Regions from separate parts of the Mus musculus genome. Here region 1 is linked to region 2. Evidence: chromatin loops called from intact Hi-C (ENCODE). Cell type or tissue: heart. All regions are shown on one strand. Each heading gives the region's core, and the rest is flanking DNA. Links, peaks and the distances in the headings are about the cores only. Region 1 holds the start of H2az1 (H2A.Z variant histone 1). Region 2 has its middle 8.6 kb from the start of Gm567.

What was found. Peaks named below come from ENCODE experiments on the same cell type or tissue, not always from the same donor. Only the 100,000 strongest peaks of a DNase experiment are listed, where the experiment ranks them.
Region 1: it touches region 2 in a loop (4-fold over the local background); 1 of 42 quality-filtered maps calls a loop at or near these places.

Annotation. Positions count from the first base shown.
Region 1 is chr3:137,857,061-137,867,130 of GRCm38, forward strand. It overlaps H2az1 (H2A.Z variant histone 1), which reads left to right and starts at 7,427. Exons shown (of 5, transcript NM_016750.3): 1 at 7,427-7,636; 2 at 8,073-8,150; 3 at 8,460-8,573; 4 at 8,951-9,080; 5 at 9,326-9,862. The coding sequence starts at 7,634. The coding sequence ends at 9,387. It overlaps Gm43403 (predicted gene 43403), which reads right to left and starts at 7,266. Exons shown (of 2, transcript NR_169184.1): 1 at 6,905-7,266; 2 at 6,627-6,777. In heart, for the core only: a CTCF peak has its summit at 8,719; DNase peaks (open chromatin) are centred at 3,931, 7,321, 8,161 and 8,661; H3K4me3 peaks cover 2,658 bases; H3K27ac peaks cover 2,582 bases.
Region 2 is chr3:137,275,986-137,286,055 of GRCm38, forward strand. No RefSeq gene overlaps it. Among named protein-coding and RNA genes, the nearest start is that of Gm567, 8.6 kb to the right of the region's middle. In heart, for the core only: no CTCF peak of the experiment used is centred there; a DNase peak (open chromatin) is centred at 5,266.

The sequences.
Region 1 (10,070 bases), core at 897-8,896, 580 kb after region 2:
TCTTTTCTTTTCTCTTCTCTTTTTTCTTTTCTTTTCTTTTCTTTTCTCTCCCCTTCCCTTCCCTTTTCCCTTCCCTTTTCCCTTCCCTTCCCTCTTTTCTTTTCTTTTCTTTTCTTTTCTTTTCTTTTCTTTCTTTTTCTTTCTTTCTTTCTTTCTTTCTTTCTTTTTCTTTCTTTCTTACTTTTTGTCCCCTTTTTGGTTTTTTAAGACAAGGTTTCTCTGTGTAGCCTTGGTGGTTTGAAACTCCCTCTGTAGACCAGGCTGGCCTTGAGCTAACAGAGATTCACCTGCCTCTGCCTTCTAAATGCTTTGATCAAAGTTGTGTACAACAGCCCTTTGCTAGTTAGAAGAGTTATTAGAGGACTAGAGACATGGACCAGGACCTAAAAGCACTGACTGCTTTTCCAGAGGACTTGGATACAATTCCCAGCATCCATGGTGTCTACCAATCATCTATAACTCTATTTCCAGTTAACTCAGTGCCATCTCCTGGCTTTCATGGGTATCAGGATTGTACATCATATGCAGATATACATGCAGGCAATGTCCCATGCACAAAAAATGGAAAAGATAAAATTAAGAAAACAGCAATAAACATGAAAAATGAAAAGGATACACTAAAATCCATAATCTCTGAATTTCTGTCCTGATGTGGATGTCTGGATTGAGATTTTGCTGGTTATCTTTACAACTTATGCTCTGCATCTGTGAATTGTGTGCCTCTGCAGTCAGAAGTGTGTCATTTTACCACTGAATTAAGGTCCAAGGCATCTCTTAATGATGCTTATGAGAGGAGTTTGGAAGAGATATGGCTGCTGTGACATGGGTGCGGATGCACCTGTCGATCTGTGCTCACTTTATTGAGCCTTTCACAGTTATGCAGTGTTGGTTTTTCTGATTCTGTGAGCTATGTGATAAGTGCAGAAACTATGGCTCAGCGCTTGATTTACGTGAAGCCATGCCGAATGAGAGAGGCTGTCTAGTTCCTTTATTCTCAGTCAACCGTTTGTATTTTATCACATTTTGGAATTCAGTCACTGACAGATGAAGGAGTCCTTAAAGATCCCCCATCCCATGTCCTAAGAGAATCAAGATCCTGACATGAATTTTCTGGTTAGAAATTCTGCCATTGTCTATAAATGTTAATATCCTTTGAAATAGCTTGGAAATCTGTTCCTCTCTGCTTAAAAATAGGCATTTGAAGCAAGACGTAGTTGAGAAATTTGGAATTTCCGAGTGTGACATTATCTCAAACTGTTTACAGGAAAAGCTGAGGACAAGGCTGAAGAGGAGATAGTAACTGGAAACAGAAAGCCTGCCTTCTAGGAGAGGCCGTTCAAGTTCATAGTAGTGACAGTGCTTCATATTCATATATATTTTGTAATAAAAGAATTTATTACATTGGCAATTGTGGGGTTGGGACTGTAACTGCATAGGATATTTGCCTACCATATGAGAGCCCTAGGTTTGATTTCCAGCACTGTACACTACAAAATTGGTATGGCATTGAATAATGTACACACACACACACACGTATTATCATAACTACAACTACAGTAAAGACAACTCAAAAAGAGTAGCACATTTGTATCAGACCCTTCTCAGCCCGGGCTAAGGACAATTACTGTGAAAAGAGGATGAGCTAGTGTTGTCTTCTACTTTGAGGAAGCAGAAAGCCGTTGTGACTGTGTTAAAGTGACCTGGGAGGACAGGTGAGCTGGCTGTGCGTATGTCGGTTACTTGTCTATTGCTGTGATAAAGGACTGTGACTAAGGCAACGTAAATAAGAAACAGTTTGGGCTGGTGAGATGGCTCAGCGGTTAAGAGCACTGACTGCTCTTCCAAAGGTCAGGAGTTCAAATCCCAGCAACCACATGGTGGCTCACAACCATCCCTAACAAGATCTAACGCCTTCTTCTGGAGTGTCTGAAGACAGATGCAGTGTACTTACATATAGTAAATAAATCTAAAACAAAAAAAAGAAAGAAAGAAAGAGAGAGAGAGAGAGAGAGAGAGAGAGAGAGAGAGAAAGAGAGAGAAAAGAAATAGTTTATTTGGGCTTATAGTTCCAGAGGGTGGAAGTATCTGATGGCAAGAAAGCACAGTGGCAGGTGACAGGCATGACTGCAGGAACCCCGTCAAGGGCAAGCAGAAAGCCAGCAGTGTGAACTGGAAGTGACCAAACTACCTAAAGTGTCCCGGAAGGTGCTGCCAACTTGGATCAAGTGTTCAAATGCTTGAGACTACGAAACACTGTTTAGTTAGTTTTATGTCAGTTGTTTGACAAAGCTACAGCTGTTTGACAAAGCTACTCTCAATTGAGAAAATGCCTCCATACAATTTGCCTGTAGGTGAGTCTACAATGCATTTGAATTAGTGATTGGCCTGGGAGGGTCTAGGCCAACCCTAGACTGATGGTCCTGGGTTCTATAAGAGAACAGACTGAATAAGCATGAGCAAGTCGGTACACAGTACTTCTCCATGGCCTCTGCATCAACTGCTTTGGTTGCATCTGACTCCTGCTTTGGTTTCTACCCTGACTTCTTTGGATAGCTGACTATGAACTGCCAGCTGAAATAAACCTTTCCCTTTCCAAGTTGCCTTTGGTGGTGGTGTTTATCATAGCAATAGAAAACTAAGACAGAGCCACTTTTATTCAAACCACAGCATTCCACTTCCTGGTCCCCATTAGGTGTTGTTTTTAAAACAAAAGCCCAAACTTTCATTTTTACCAAATGAAGATCTAGGAGACAGAGAGGCAGAGAAGCACCCAGCTGACCTTCCTCCTCAACCATCCTCCCAGAATGAAAGAGCCAGCTCTCCTTCTCCACACTACCCCTCAAACCCTTCCAACTCAATGTCCCTCCTTTCTACTTCTGGTTCATCTCTCTATCCGTCCTCCTGACTTCCTCTCACTATGGTTTTTTTTTTCTTATGTTCCCTACCTCATGTCTACTGGTTGCTTGCTCTGCCTCTTGACCCATGACTTATTCAATCTTGTTTAGAAAGCTCTCAGATTAAAGGTGTGTGCTAGGTCTGAGCCACACTACAACTAGGGACAGGTTTTTCCAGCTCACAGCACATGTGATCCAATATGCTGCAGTACATAGGCTTGTGGACACGTCATAACGTAAAATATACTTAGTCCAGCTTTTACAGTCCTAGTCTTTCACAGTCTCGACATAGTTTAAAGGTCTCTTCTAAGACTCTAGGCAAGCTCTTAATTGTAACACACTGTAAAATTAAAAAGCAGATGACATACTTCCAAGATTCTATGGTATAGAGTATACATTATAATTCCAAAAGACAGGAGTAGGGACACTGGAATGGCTAAAATTATGTTTTAGTTCTTAGTTCTGCACTTGAAAGATCTATAAAACAAAAGTGCCTTTAACCTGTAAGTCCTTCTTGCCCAAGGACAGAGAACTTCCTGGACTGCTGGGGGCTGTTGTTCCTGTGAGATAACAGCCACGTGGTTCCACTCCCATAAAGAAGCTTGATTGCCCCAACTGGACAGGATGTGCTAGATCACACATACGTGGCAGGTTATGTAGGCAGGAAGTATGTCAAGATGTATGCTTGCCCCTGATTGGACAGACATGGGAAGGATGTGACCTTGTGGCTTTTGCTTTTATAAGTTCCTAACTAATGAAATTCGAGGCCATATTCTGGAAATCCTGGCTATGGCCCTGGCTAACATCCAATGTTCTGGCCAGCGCTGAATAAAGCTTGCTTCAAATTTGACTCAAAAAAAAAAAAAAAAAATTGTGGTTGTTATCTTACTCTTGCCCACTGGGATTAGCATCATTAGGAAATACTAGCCCAAAGCAAGACCAAACTCAACAGGACAGATACCAAATTCTGAAGTTCTATTTTTGGTAGCAAAGGCTCTGCCCCTCCAATTTTGCTGCCTACAAAACACAGCTTTCTTGGGCTGGCTCCATTCCATGTATGCAGTTCTCCTTGGCGGATATCCCACATGGCTCTTAGCACTACTGCCTTCCAGGCTACTATGATGATCTATTAAGCTCTACTTACATCGTGCAATCTCTTTTGACGTTCAAAGTCCCAAACTCTTCCACGTTCCTCCAAAAAAACAACAAAAAACAAACAACAACAACAAAAAACCATAGTTCTTTACAGTAACACCACTCTTAGTACCAACTTCTACATCAGGTACTTTTTTGCTGTTGAGACAAAGACCATGACCATGGCAACTTCTAGAAAGGGCTTATTTTTGGCTCACAGCTCCAATGGATAAGTCTCCATTAGGGCAGAAGGTACAGAACAAGCAGCAGGGGTTGCAGGAGAAGGAAGTGGCGAGCTCCTTACATCTTTAACTGCAAGCACGCGGCAGAGAAACTGAATTGGATAGAAGTGGTGTGAAACTTCGAATCCCAAGGTCTGCTCTCCATGCCATACGCTTCCCAGCCAGGCTGGACCACCTAAATCTCCCCAGACTTGGAACCCAGTGTTTGAATGCCCAACACTGTGAGTGACATTTTTTTAATTCAAGCACATTGGCACAGTTTGAGTGTCCTTTAAGCTTGCCATTTCCATATCAAAAGATGCATACGTAACAGTCAAGAAAAACCAATTAGGAATATGTTATTTTCTCTTCCCTTCTGTTTTAGATTGTTCTATTGCTGTGAAGAGAGATCAAGACCAAAGCAGCTCTTATAAAGGAAAGCATTTAATTGGGGGCTGGCTTACAGTTCCAGATGCTTAGTTCCTGATCGTTATGGCAGCAGGCATGGCAGCAGGCAGGAAGGTGTAAGGCTAAGAGCTTATATCCTAAGCCTTTAATCCCAGCACTTGGGAGGCAGAGGCAGGTGGATTTCCAAGTTCGAGGACAGCCTGGTCTACAGAGTGAGCTCCAGGACAGCCAGGGCTATACAGAGAAACCCTGTCTCAAAAAAAAAAAAAAAAAAAAAAAAAAAAAAAAAAAAGCTTATATCCTGATCTACAGTCTACAGGCACACACAGGCGAGATTGAGCCTGGCTTAACAGTTTTAAACCTTAAAGTGATCTCCTGTTGCATGCTTCCTCCAACAAGGCCACACCTACCAGTCCTTCCCAATCAGTTCTACTAAGGCCCAAACATTCAAATATTATGAGCCTATAGGGCTATTTTCTCTCAAATCACCACACTTTCCTTATTCTCCTTATAGGATAGTTGTTTGTTGAGTATATGCTGATTGTCAAGCACATGTTACCATGTAATCTGCATAAGGTTTTCCTAAATCCTTTAAGGGCTATGTGAAAAAGGTGGGGTGGGGCTTGAGCTTTCAAAGGTTACTAACCTTTCTGAAAAGCATGGTAGTGTGCACCTATAAGCTCAGCATATACAATGCAGAGGCAGGAGAATCACAAGTTTGAGCTCAACGTTATCTATATAGAAAATCCCAGGCTAGCCTGGGCTACAGAATTAAGATCATGTTTCAAAAATAAGAATAAAAAACATTTTAAAAGGCACAAGCAGAAAGGGTTGAGAACTAAGATTACAGTGAGGAGGCGCCACAGAACTCACATGTACTTGCTAGTTTATTCTTGCTACCACTCTTCAGTGAAGAAAAGTCAACCTTTTAGTTGGATTCCATGGGAAAAAGCTCACACAGAATTCTCTAGAGAATGGACGTATGTTATGAGGTAAATATCAAGAAATCCCATCAGAAGCCAGGGATAGCCTACTGGGCTTGGCTTTATACTTGGTTTTTTTTTTTGAAGACAGGGCCTCAGTCTGTAGCTGTAGATGGCTTGGAACTCACTGTGTAGACCGTGTGGGCCTTGAAGTCACAAAGATCTGCCTGCCTCTGCCTCTCAAGGGCTGGTATTAAGGATGTAGGTTGCCACCATCACAGCAGGCCAGTCCTTAGGTGTCTGAAATGCCATCGTTGTAGAGTTGACTAGCATTCTGCTTATGACTCTTCTGATGCAGCCTTCTAGGTGCTGGGATGTCAGGAGCCTCAGTTGTTTTCGGCATGTGATGACATCATTACAATTCCTTAGTTCCAATAAGCCTCGGAATCAATATTGTTTGGAGTCTCTCCTCTAGCATTAATGTCCTGGTATCAGAGAGTTCCTCTAATTTCATAAAATCTCCCAAACTTAAGTACTAATAATGTGGAGTTTACGCTTCAATATTCTCTTCATATTACTATTCAATTATGTAAAAAGTATAAACCGGTGATATAACTCGACGGGTGCTAGCTGTGTGAGAGTTGACTACCTGATACCTGAGTTTATCTCTGGAACCCTGGAAAGAGAGCACTCACTCAAGTTGTCATCCGATTTCCACAACTATAGTAATGAGGTGAGCACCCGCGCCCACCCACATGGCCACACAATCATGTTTAATTGAAAAGTGCTACGTATTAATATAAATGCGAAATTCGCAAGACTCAGATAATTATGGTCTCCAAGCAGCGAGTGATAAATGCAGGTGCTGTAGATCTACTAACTGCACGTCTAAGTGGCTGGCATCAGGACAGTACCGTGTGTACAAGTCTATTTTTTTTTTTAAGCCCAGCATTTGTAACTGATTACATGAACCATCTGTAACTGCTTGTGAATCATGTTACAGTTACCCCACTGACATTTACCAACATTTGTCATGTGGCAAAATGTTTTAGTGTAGGAAAGCTGACACATAATAGCTTTAATGTTTCAACAAATCAACTTTAGACACTAGGCTATAGGTGCATCCCATTGATGCGAAGTCTTCGCAAAAATATGGCCGGTGACTTCATTATAAAAAACCGCTTCATCCCAAGCTTCCTGTGTGTAGACAAAATTACTTGTTATCCCCACGGTAACTTGGCTCCACTGTTGTTATGAGACAGGATGAGGGGGGTGAGGGGTAACAAGAGGTGAGGACAGAAGTGGAGGAAGATGAAAAAACTACCGGGGGTGGGGTAGGTGACACTTTTATCAGGGAAGTGGTTCACCAAGTAGAGGCCGAGCTGAGCTCTTCTTGCCGGACGCCTTCGAGCCACCTGTCAGAAGGCAGGACTCTGAAGGAAACCGAGATCTGCGGACACGAAAGGCCAGGCCAGAGGGCAACCGAGAGGCGCCGGTTGTCAGCGAGGGGGCCAGGCTAGACCGGGAGGGAAGCTCACGTGGTCTCCGGAGCACCGCGGGGGAGTGGAGGGGGGGAGGCTGCAGCGGGGAGGACGCCAGCGCGCGCTCCTCCCCAGCCTTCCAGCTCCTCCCTCCAGGCACGTGACACCACCGTCCACTCGCTCGGTGGCGCAGCGCTCTGTTGCTGCCCTCCCGCCGCGGCGCCCCTTCTTCTCCCGGTCCTCGTCCCGCCGCATCTCCTCCCCCCCTAACTCATCCCCCACGCGCCAATCATCGCTCGAGCTCCCGAGCGCCCGCCCCGCCACTCCGCTGTGCGTTCTCCCATTGGCTGGAGCCTCAAGGACGCGTCCCGAGGGCGGGAGGCAACCATTGGTGGGCCGAACCGGCCGAGTTCCCGGATGAGGGAACATTCTGCAGTATAAAGGGCGCGAGGAAGGCGGGAGACGGCGCAGTTTGAATCGCGGTCCGACGGAGGAGTGGGCGCTGGGATCTCGCTGAGCGTCCGCCTGGCCTCGTCTCTTCCTCGCTCGTCGGAGCTTCAGCACGGTCCGAGATGGTAACGTGAAGAGTGACGGCGGGCGGCCGCGGGCTGCAGGCTCCGAGCGGGCGGGGCCGCCGTCCCCGGGGCTGGGAGAGGCGGCGGCGGCGGCGAGTGGGAGCGTGCGGGGACGGGGTCGGGACGAGCGGAGGGGAGGTGTTTTCGGAGCCCCGGAGCTCCAGGCGGGAGGCGACGGTTGGGGGGGCGCGCACGGCGCGGCTGGGAGCCGGCGCGGGGGCGCGCAGCCGCGGCGGGCTCGCGGCAGGGGTCGGCGGGGGAGAAGGGCGGGCGGGGGGCGAGCGGCGGCCCGGGGTCCCCGGCGGGGCGGGCGGCGGGCGGCCGAGCGCGCGCTCGCTCGCCTCCAGGACGCGCTGTGGTGGGGGAGGGGCGCGCCGCCTTGGTAATTCTATCTTCTCCGTCCCTCCCGGGCTCGCGGGCGTCGGCGGCGCCGCAGGCTGGCGGTAAGGCTGGAAAGGACTCCGGAAAGGCCAAGACAAAGGCGGTTTCCCGCTCGCAGCGAGCCGGCTTGCAGGTGGGTAGCAACTGCCGCAGTCGGGTGACCGGGCCTTTATGTTTGCACCCCCCTTGCTTGTTTGTCTGCACCCTCCATGGGTGTTCCATCTTAGCATGAGTGATGTGTCGCGACTTGGCCCTGCGGAGACAGTGAATACTGGGGTTTGGGGAGGGGGGGCGTCGGATCACATGTGTGTTAACTGGCGGGGCGCGTTGGTGCACCACCACCGTCCTTGGCTTTGGCGCGCACATCTTATCTTAACGAATTTCCTATCTTTGTGCATTTTTTTTCTTGTTTGTTCGTTTGTTTGTGTGCATAAAAATCAAGTTCCCTGTGGGCCGTATTCATCGACACCTGAAATCTAGGACAACCAGCCACGGACGTGTGGGCGCGACCGCCGCTGTGTACAGCGCAGCCATCCTGGAGTACCTCACCGCAGAGGTAAGCGGGAGTACGCCTGTGATCTGGAAAAGCTCTGGGGGGGCGGGGGAAAGTGGCGAGAGAGGAGGAAAGTGATGCAAGAAAACTCGCAGGCCCTAAGAGCGGCGCGCAGACCGAGGGAGCGCTAGAGGGAGCTCGCGTTCAGCCGAGGAGGCTGCTGGGCCAGAGTGTGCTGCTCCTGCAAATGCAATTGCGTGCCCCTTCGGGGTTTTTTGGGTGGTTTTTTTTTTTTTTTTGCATAATTCTGCATAATTTTATCATTCAGGTAGTAGGGAATGACAACAGTTGGTAAATAACACCATTGAGGTTCAAAGATCTTGATTGAAAGTAAGTTGGAATATTGATCATCAGATTTTTATTTATTTTTTGCCTTTTAGGTACTTGAGTTGGCAGGAAATGCGTCAAAAGACTTAAAGGTAAAGCGTATCACCCCTCGTCACTTGCAGCTTGCTATACGTGGAGATGAAGAATTGGATTCTCTGATCAAAGCTACCATTGCTGGTGGTGGTATGTCATCCCTAAACTCCTAACATTCTATTTAAGAAGAAAATTCCTACACTCCCATTGTTTCTAGAAGAGATTTCAGTACAGGGTGCTTTCATGGGGTTTGGCTTTCCACTTAGTTTTTGCTAAGATCATTGTTCATCCCTCAAGTTTTCACTTTGTATATGAATTTTACCTGCTTTGAGTTCATGTATTGTTTTTTTAAATGTTTATCCAGAAGGTAGACTTAATCTGTGTCCCTCTCCTAGGTGTCATCCCACACATCCACAAATCGCTGATCGGGAAGAAAGGACAACAGAAGACTGTTTAAGGATGCCTGGATTCCTTATTATCTCAGGACTCTAAATATTCCTAACAGCTGTCCAGTGTTGGTGATTCCAGTGGACTGTATCTCTGTGAAAAACACAATTTTGCCTTTTTGTAATTCTATTTGAGCAAGTTGGAGGCTTAATTAGCCTTCCAACCAACCAAATTTCTGCATTCGAGTCTTAACCATATTTAAGTGTTACTGTGGCTTCAAAGAAGCTATTGATTCTGAAGTAGTGGGTTTTGATTGAGTTGACTGTTTTTAAAAAACTGTTTGGATTTTAATTGTGATGCAGAAGTTATAGTAACAAGCATTTGGTTTTGTACAGACATTGTTTCCACTCTGGTGGATAAGCTCAATAAAGGTCATATCCCAAACTAGCTTTAAACTTGCTTAATAATCGGGACTTACCTTAGATCTCACTCAGCAACAAGTACATTCTCTGCTTACTAATTAAACAGTGCATCTGTAGTCATAACCCCGTGGTACTTTTGTTGTTTCTTTGTATCATATGACCTCTTAGGGTCTTAAAACTTGGGAAGAAGCTGGAGGTAACTGCTTTTGGCGTCCCCCCCCCCCCCAATTGACAGTTAACTAATGTGAAAGGGCCTGTATCCTAAGGTGGGACACAAGTACAGAGACCCTCAGGGTACAACGAAAGTACCTCCACCGAATGAACTTCGGAT
Region 2 (10,070 bases), core at 915-8,914:
AAGAGAATATGCAGACTGTATCTCACTGGAATTTCTAACCAACCCCCTGCTTATCTTATGTAAGTTAGATGCAAATTCTGAGGAACTTTGGAGGAAAAAAAAAGGAGCAATTTGTTCAGATTAAATAGGAATAACTGGGCTCATAGACAGTTCTTAAAAGAGACAACAGAAAGGTAAGATCTGCGCTACAAGCAGAATAACTTGACAGTTGTGTCTAGAGATGAAATTGAATTAGCAATCGCTGTGGCTCTGGCCTTTGTGAGGCAGAATAAAGATTGAATTTCACTAACATCAACAAAAAGTAGGAGAGGTGCTCTGAATGTGACACTACTGTGCCTGAATGTTGACCAGGTGGAGACAAGAAAGAAGCGGTTTTACAAATCAACCTACCTTACAGACACAGAACTAGAGCCACTTTTAGCTTTTGATAATATTGAATGTGAGATGCTGTATTGTACAGGTACAGGCATAGAGAGCAGTGTCTGGTACAGCACATGCATGCTGACACGTATGTACGTATACACATATGTTGACGTGTGCATGTAGAACAGGTGTAGACAGGAACACGTTTGTCACTCTTCAAGGAAGACAAGACAAGCTTGCTGTCTTAGTTAGGGTTTTATTGTTGAGAAGAGACACCATGACCACACTCTTAAAAAGGAAAACATTTAACTGGGGCTGGCTTACATGTCAGAGATTTAGTCTGTTATTTTCATGGCAGGAAATATGATGGCGTGCTGGCAGACATGGTACTGAAGGAGCTGAGAATTCTACATCAGGAGCCACAGGCGGCAGGAAGAGAACTGTTTTAAGCTTTCTGAAACCAACAAAGCCACATTTACTCCAACTAGAGCCCACCTCTTAATAATGCCGCTCTGTAGGGACCATTTTTCTTTCAAACCTCCACTCTTGTAGAACACAGTTGTCACAGTTTGACACCTCCTGCTGCCTTGCCCAAGAGGTCTACCTTATCTTCACAGAAATCTTCTGTCTGAAGTCATGGTATCAAGCAGCTTGCCTGTGTTGGAGCAAGGTAACAGTGTATGTTTCTGCTGCTGGTGACCTTTTACGATGTAACACTCCACCGAACAAAGGCCTGGGAGCTCTGTCAGTTGACTTCTTTTATTGAAATACACATCCTTTATGCAGCTGGTTGTCCTTCATAAACACAAAGAATCTCAGCTGTCTGGATATCCATTCCTGGAAACCTAATCTGTGGTAGCAACAATGTGTCATTTTCAATTCTCTCAGCAAACCATGAAATAACCAAGCAGTGTCTTTAAAATGCATTATCTCGTGCATGATTTTTTTTTCTTTTAGAAGAAGGGAATTTGTAGAGATGACTGTTAAGTAACTCAGTTATGCTCACGAGCTCACATTTCTTCTATCATCGGTCTTCTCACTTTGGAAATCCTATCTCTTTTTATCGGGCTTGTTTCCTTAAAATCAAAATATGATTATTACTGATCTTGGAGGTATCCCTTCAAAGCCAAGTCCTCCGGGAGGCTAAAGAAAAGATTATTTTTTTAAAAAATGTTTGATTTCTACCCAGGTGGATATTGGTTCAGGGTTCAGCAGCCCAAACTGAACTTACAGTTTACAAAACAGTGGAACAGCAGTTCCTAGCATGTTCAGTTCTTAGGGGAAAACAACCTACCTACAATGGTAAATCTGAAAAGAGATGTTTGTTAGATACAAAGAAAATCAATATCTATCAAAATAAAGTCTGAATTTGATTTCACAGATATAGAAGAGAAGAAATGTGTCTTTTTGTTGCATTTTAAAATTAACTTGCATTTGGACTATAAGGCTGAAGGAGTTCTGCACACAAGGAGATTTCATTCACACAGCAGCAGTATGGCTTCACTTGGTGCAAGGTTGTAATATTATTTGATGTTACTGAAACTTAGTTTTGATGTCAACCAACCAGAATTTAAAAGTATTTAGCAATCTAGAAAAGCATTATTCTGGAGTATATCTGTTGAATCATTTCAGAGGACATTGGCATGTGCAGTTGAGAGATAAGTGGGGCAGATGTACTCTAGTGTATGAAGGAAACATGACATTGTCCCGAATGTCATGTTCATCACACCCCAGGGGCATAAGAGGATCAGGTTTTCTGGCCCTTGCTCTCCAGGACTTACACTAGCATCCCTATGTTCTTTGGCTTCCTGTGGACCTTGGAATGGAACTGAGCAACAGTACTGTCATCACTGGGTCTCAGCCCATAGACAACCCCATGTAGATGAAGCCTCCCCAATAGTGTAAACTGACTCTTTGACGAATCTCTGCTTCTGTACTGTCTCCTCCTGGCTCTGCCTCTCTGGAAATCCTTGTCTAACATGGTGGAGAAGCACAGTGGAAGCCTAGCAGGCATCAGGCAATGGTGGCTTCACTTTCACCAAGTACCCCTTGGGCAGAGCCCCGTGCCCTTCACACCTCTTACACTGCTCCCTTGCCACCCTTCCAGCCAATGAGAGTAGAAATTCCTGTGCTTTAAGCACTGCTTTCTTGTACTCTTTTGAAAACCCCTCCCTCAGTGCTTTGCAGGTTTAAAGAAATGTCAGGCCCCTGACAAAAACAAAATTTAATCATCTCTCACCTAAGTCCCTGGGGGAAATCTGTCCCTCCACTAAGTCTCTGCTCTTCTCTTTGCTTCAAAGGAAGGGTAAGATCCTATTGAGGAGTTGACATTGTGCCTTTGACATTATGCCCTATAAGAATCCTTGATGGTACCGGGTGGGGTGGCGCATGCCTTTAATCCCAGCACTCGAGAGGCAGAGGCAGGTGAATTTCTAAGTTTGAGGCCAGCCTGGTCCACAGAGTGAGTTCCAGGACAGCCAGGGCTATACAGAGAAACCCTGTCTTGAAAAACCAAAAAAAAAAAATATATATATATATATATATATGCATGTATATATGATATACAACCATCAAACTCAGACACTATTGCATATGCCAGAAAGATTTTGCTGACAGGATCCTGACATAGCTCTCTCTTGTGAGGCTATGCCAATGCCTGGCAAATACAAAAGTGGATGCCCACAGTCATCTATTGGATGGAACACAGGGCCCTTAATGAAGGAGCTAGAGAAAGTACCCAAGGAGCTAAAGTGGTCTGCAACCCTATAGGAGGAACGATGGTGTAAACTAACCAGTACCCCCCAGAGCTGTGTCTCTAGGTGCATATGTAGCAGAGGTTGGCCTAGCCGGCCATCAATGGGAGGAGAAAACCTTGGTACTGGGAAGATCATATGCCCCAGTACAGGGGAATGCCAGGCCCAGGAAGTGGGAGTGGGTGGGTTGGGGAGTAGGGTGTGGGGGAGGCTATAGGGGGCTTTAGGGGTAGCATTTGAAATGTAAATGAAGAAAATATCTAGTAAAAAAGAAAGAATCCTTGAGTTGAGGAACCACTTAGGTCTTGATTACCATTCAGAATTAAGGGAAGGCAAAGACACAGACTTCAAAGCATACAAGAACAAAAACATCCCACCCCCTCTCCTAAGCTTGCCAGAATTAGCAAATTAAAATACAGGAAGCCTGGTCTTGTTTGCATGCCAAATACATAATGGCTGCATTTTCATTATAAGAAGGCAACGCAAAGATGGGACAAGTTAACTCATCCATGTACTGCTTTACTAACAGCATTTTAACATCCCTGCCCCTCTCAAAACAAAACAAAACAAAACACCTATTAAAAGAACTATAAACAACTAAGGGAAGCTGAGAGTGTGAGGGACGGCCTTCCTCAGGGAAAGGCATATCAATTGTTTGATGCCAAATGGTCAGTGCTGAAAATATACATATCTGTAACATTATACAGACCGAACACGTCTATTTAGTAATGTGTATGCATGTATGTATGTATGTATGTATGTGTATGTGTGTGAATGTGTGTTCATGTGTATGCATGTGTACAGATATGCATGCAATATCAACTAGTGAATAAAGGAAACCAATAATTTGATAGAGGCAGGAAGTAGTTTATGCAAAGATCTGGAAGGAGAAAAGGGAAGGAATAAATATTATAATTTAATTTAAAATGAATTTTACCAATTTAATTGTCAGCATTGGGTTAAAATATGCAAGGCAGGATGCTGCTGAAAATACATATTTAACACACTCATTGATTTCTGTTAAAGCTATATAAAAGATGTGCATTTCAAGGCACAGATAAGAAAAAAAAGAGAAAGGCTATATTCTCCTTAGCCTCTGCACTAGGGCTGATCATGGTAAATAAGCAAAAAAACAGAAAGCAACAATCAGACTTACAGTCACCTCCTTGGAGCAGAAGGCAGTAACTGAGCAGCTGATAAACTATTTGGCATTGTAGCTAATCTGTCCTTGAGCATACTCCCTCCCTCCTGTATTCACTGATCTGTAGACTCTACCATGCAGATACGGGCTCATTACTGCAGCTCAGTTTCTAAATTCTTACGACCAGAGGTTTGCACTTATCCTCCATTCCATCATCATTGAACGCCCTATGTCTGAGATTACATTGTAAGAGATTGTCTTATACATGGATAACTAGGAAAATGATTTTTATATCTCTACCAGAGCATTCTCAGATTACCCATGGTATCAATAATGTCTTGAACACTGAACGTTTTTAAAATCTGTACTACCTAGTTGCTGTTTGATATTTGTGTGCTACAACTTAACTGTGTTTAAGGTTCGTCTGAAGTTTTCGGGGCAGTTTGACACTGTTATGTATCGTCAACATCAAGTTCCTTACTGTACCAGATTCTAGAAGTATGGTTTGAGTTGCATTGATTTGGAACCTTCTCAATGCTACTGGCTTTCCATAGAATGAGTAACTCAGAGGACATGCCTGAGACTAGGAGAGGATACTTCGGCATAATGACAAAATGCTGTGGAGACAGAGCCAAGGTGGCCAGGAGACAACCATGCAGGGGACAGAGGCCTCCCAGTGACTGCTCCCAATCACCTGGGAAGGTTTTCATCGCATTTAGTTGTCAAAGAGGGCCAGCCGCAGTGCTCCCCAAAGACATGGGATTCACACTTCTTTCTTTTACAAACCACCTTAACTTGTAACCTTTCCTGGAAGGAAGAACACTTTATGTCTAAAGAGCCAGAAGAAACGATTCTGAAAAGAAGCAGGAAGAAGTTTCCTCAGACCCGAAGCCTGTGCATCAATTTCAGGGATGATTATTATCCCATCTGGTGATGTGGTTATGGAAATTTGGGCCGAGAATGTGAGTCGTGTGCTCTCTTGGTGTCCTGCCTCTCCCCAGAGGAGGGAGGGCTGCCAACTATGCAAAGTGCTGGAAACAGATGAAAGCGATGCACTGACCTTGAAGTGTGTTTGGGAGTTCATAGCCCTTTCTGATGCAGGTAGTGTGAATGTGTTTATGAATATTTATCCAGCCTGGCTCTTCAGATCTTCTTAACTGAGTTCTGTTTTTCTCAAGCTGGCCCCTGAACTCCATTGTGCCGAGCCGGAGATGCTGATGAAGCTTAGAGAGAGAATATGACACATAGCAACAGTAAGTGTAATTAAAAAAACTCGTGTCCCAGGCACTCCAGCAACTTCAGCAACCTCTGTTGTGCATCGCAAATCATTCTTGTCAAGAGGAGATAGGGGAGGTGTGAGGAGCCGCCCTCACATTTGCCATTATAAGATGGCACTGACAGCTGTGTTCTAAGTGGTAAACATAGTCTGCACACATGCAGGGGCAGTTTTCCCACCATGTGTTCTGCCTTTCCCGTGATGACAACTGGGCCGATGGGCTGCAGCCAATCAGGGAGTAATACATCCTAGGTGGAGGATAATTCTCCTTAAAAAGGGATGGGGTTTCGCCATTTGCTGGCTTGCTCTCTTGCACTCTGGCTCCTGAAGATGTAAGCAATAAAGCTTTGCCGCAGAAGATTCTGGTTTGTTGCGTCTTTCCTGGCCGGTCGTGAGAACGCGTCTAATAACAATTGGTGCCGAAACCCGGGACGAGAAAAAACTCGGGACTGGCGCAAGGAAGATCCCTCATTCCAGAACCAGAACTGCGGGTCGCGGTAATAAAGGTTCCCGTAAAGCAGACTGTTAAGAAGGATTCAACTGTATGAATTCAGAACTTTTCAGCTGGGGAACGAGAGTACCAGTGAGTACAGCTTTACGAGGTAAGTCTGATCTTGAACTTTCTAAGGAAATTCAAGACAGTCTATCAGAAGTAAAGTGGAATATGTTTGGCCTTGAATTTTTTCTAGTGTTAGAAGCCCTTTTGTTCCTTTTCACATGTTATCAAGTGGTTAAGATAGGGCGGATTCTAGATGAAATTCAGGACAAGCTATCAGAAGTAAAGTGGGGAGAGAGAGTAGGAACAAAGAGGAAACATGGTGCACAAAATAAGTATACAGGCCTTTCCAAGGGTCTTGAACCTGAGGAAAAGTTTAGGTCAGGTAAGAATACCTGGGGAGAGATTAGAAGGAAGGAAAAGAAAAAAGAAAAGAAAAAAGATCGATTAGCGGAGGTCTCTAGGAGATACTCGTCACTAGATGAGCTCAGGAAGCCAGCTCTTAGTAGCTCTGAAGCAGATGAAGAATTCTCCTCTGAGGAAACAGACTGGGAGGAAGAAGCAGCTCATTATGAGAAAAAAGGGTACCAGCCAGGTAAAGTGCTAGCTAATCAGTTAAGGAAGCCAAAAGCGGCTGGCGAAGGCCAGCTTGCTGCTTGGCCTCTTGGCAGTCGGCTTCAAGGTCATAGTGCACCTCCACCCTATGCTGAGCCCCCGCCCTGCGTAGTGCATCAGCCCTGCGCAGAGAGGCAATGGACAGAGAGGCAATGCACAGACTCGTTCATTCCAAAGGAGGAACAAAGGAAAATACAACAGGCATTTCCGGTCTTTGAAGGAGCCGAGGGTGGGCGTGTCCACGCTCCGGTAGCGTATATACAGATTAAAGAGCTTGCCGAGTCGGTCCGTAACTATGGAGTCAGTGCTAATTTCACTATAGCACAAGTGGAAAGGCTTGCGAATCACGCTATGACTCCTGGTGATTGGCAAACGGTTGTAAAAGCCGCTCTCCCTAGTATGGGCAAATATATGGAATGGAAAGCGCTTTGGCACGAAGCTGCACAAGCGCAGGCCCGAGCAAACGCAGCTGCTTTGACTCCAGAGCAGAGAGATTGGACTTTTGACTTGTTAACGGGTCAGGGAGCTTATTCTGCTGATCAAACAAACTACCATTGGGGAGCTTATGCCCAAGTTTCCTCCACGGCTATTAGGGCCTGGAAGGCGCTCTCTCGAGCAGGTGAAACCACTGGTCAGTTAACAAAGATAATCCAGGGACCTCAGGAATCCTTCTCAGATTTTGTGGCCAGAATGACAGAGGCAGCAGAGCGTATTTTTGGAGAGTCAGAGCAAGCTGCGCCTCTGATAAAACAGCTAATCTATGAGCAAGCCACAAAGGAGTGCCGAGCAGCCATAGCCCCAAGAAAGAACAAAGGTTTACAAGACTGGCTCAGGGTTTGTCGGGAGCTTGGGGGACCTCTCACCAATGCAGGCTTAGCGGCTGCCATCCTTCAATCCCAAAAATGCTCCATGGGCAGAAATGATCGGAGGACATGTTTTAACTGCAGGAAGCCTGGGCATCTTAAGAAAGATTGCAGAGCTCCAGGTAAACAGGGAGGGACTCTCACTCTTTGCTCTAAGTGTGGCAAGGGTTATCATAGAGCTGACCAGTGTCGCTCTGTGAGGGATATAAAGGGCAGAGTCCTTCCCCCACCTGATAGTCAATCAGCTTATGTGCCAAAAAACGGGTCATCGGGCCCTCGGTCCCAGGGCCCTCAAAGATATGGGAACCGGTTTGTCAGGACCCAGGAAGCAGTCAGAGAGGCGACCCAGGAAGACCCACAAGGGTGGACCTGCGTGCCGCCTCCGACTTCCTATTAATGCCTCAAATGAGTATTCAGCCGGTGCCGGTGGAGCCTATACCATCCTTGCCCCTGGGAACCATGGGCCTTATTCTCGGCCGGGGTTCACTCACCTTGCAGGGCTTAGTAGTCCACCCTGGAGTTATGGATTGTCAACATTCCCCTGAAATACAGGTCCTGTGCTCAAGCCCTAAAGGCGTTTTTTCTATTAGTAAAGGAGATAGGATAGCTCAGCTGCTGCTCCTCCCTGATAATACCAGGGAGAAATTTGCAGGACCTGAGATAAAGAAAATGGGCTCCTCAGGAAATGATTCTGCCTATTTGGTTGTATCTTTGAATAATAGACCTAAGCTCCGCCTTAAGATCAACGGAAAAGAGTTTGAAGGCATCCTTGATACCGGAGCAGATAAAAGTATAATTTCTACACATTGGTGGCCCAAAGCATGGCCCACCACAGAGTCATCTCATTCATTACAGGGCCTAGGTTATCAATCATGTCCCACTATAAGCTCCGTTGCCTTGACGTGGGAATCCTCTGAAGGACAGCAAGGGAAATTCATACCTTATGTGCTCCCACTCCCGGTTAACCTCTGGGGAAGGGATATTATGCAGCATTTGGGCCTTATTTTGTCCAATGAGAGAGCAGCGTTGGGGGATAATGTCGATATTTCCACTCCCAATGACGGTGATGTATAATGCTCAAGTATTCTCCTGCTTTTTTACCACTAACTGGGAACTGGGTTTAGCCTTGATTCAGACAGCCTTGGCTCTGTCTGGACAGGTCCAGACGACTGACACCATTAACACTTTGTCAGCCTCAGTGACTACAGTCATAGATAAACAGGCCTCAGCTAATGTCAAGATACAGGGAGGTCTCATGCTGGTTAATCAACGCATAGATCTTGTCCAGAAACAACTAGATGTATTATGACAAATAACTCAGCAGGGATGTGAACAAAAGTTTCCGGGATTGTGTGTTATTTCCATTCAGTATGTTAAATTTACTAGGGCAGCTAATTTGTCAAAAAGTCTTTTTCAGTATATGTTACAGAATTGGATGGCTGAATTTGAACAGATCCTTCGGGAATTGAGACTTCAGGTCAACTCCACGCGCTTGGACCTGTCGCTGACCAAAGGATTACCCAATTGGATCTCCTCAGCATTTTCCTTCTTTAAAAAATGGGTGGGATTAATATTATTTGGAGATACACTTTGCTGTGGATTAGTGTTGCTTCTTTGATTGGTCTGTAAGCTTAAGGCCCAAACTAGGAGAGACAAGGTGGTTATTGCCCAGGCGCTTGCAGGACTAGAACATGGTGCTTCCCCTGATATATAGTTATCTATGCTTAAGCAATAGGTCGCTGGCCACTCAGCTCTTAAACCCCACGAGGCTAGTCTCATTGCACGGGATAGAGTGAGTGTGCTTCAGCAGCCCGAGAGAGTTGCACGGCTAAGCACTGCAGTAGAAGGGCTCTGCGGCATATATGAGCCTATTCTAGGGAGACATGTCATCTTTCAAGAAGGTTGAGTGTTCAAGTGTCCTTCCCCCAGGAAAAACAACACGGGACCAGACCAGGACCCCTCTGGGTGATGAGCCTGGGAGGAGGTTATGTGTACGGCTCCTTTACCTGCACACTGGGGATTTGACCTCTATCTCCACTCTCATTAATATGGGTGGCCTATTGCTCTTATTAAAAGAAAAGGGGGATCTGTGAGGAGCCGCCCTCACATTTGCCATTATAAGATGGCACTGACAGCTGTGTTCTAAGTGGTAAACATAGTCTGCACACATGCAGGGGCAGTTTTCCCACCATGTGTTCTGCCTTTCCCGTGATGACAACTGGGCCGATGGGCTGCAGCCAATCAGGGAGTAATACATCCTAGGTGGAGGATAATTCTCCTTAAAAAGGGATGGGGTTTCGCCATTTGCTGGCTTGCTCTCTTGCACTCTGGCTCCTGAAGATGTAAGCAATAAAGCTTTGCCGCAGAAGATTCTGGTTTGTTGCGTCTTTCCTGGCCGGTCGTGAGAACGCGTCTAATAACAGGGAGGAATTGAATTCCCCTGGGGGTTGGAACACATGCTTTAACCATTGATTCATTTTAACAGAAATGAAACCATCACTCTAGCCCACCACCTTTGTCAAGGAGAACAGAAGACACAATATCATGGACCTGCTTCTAACTA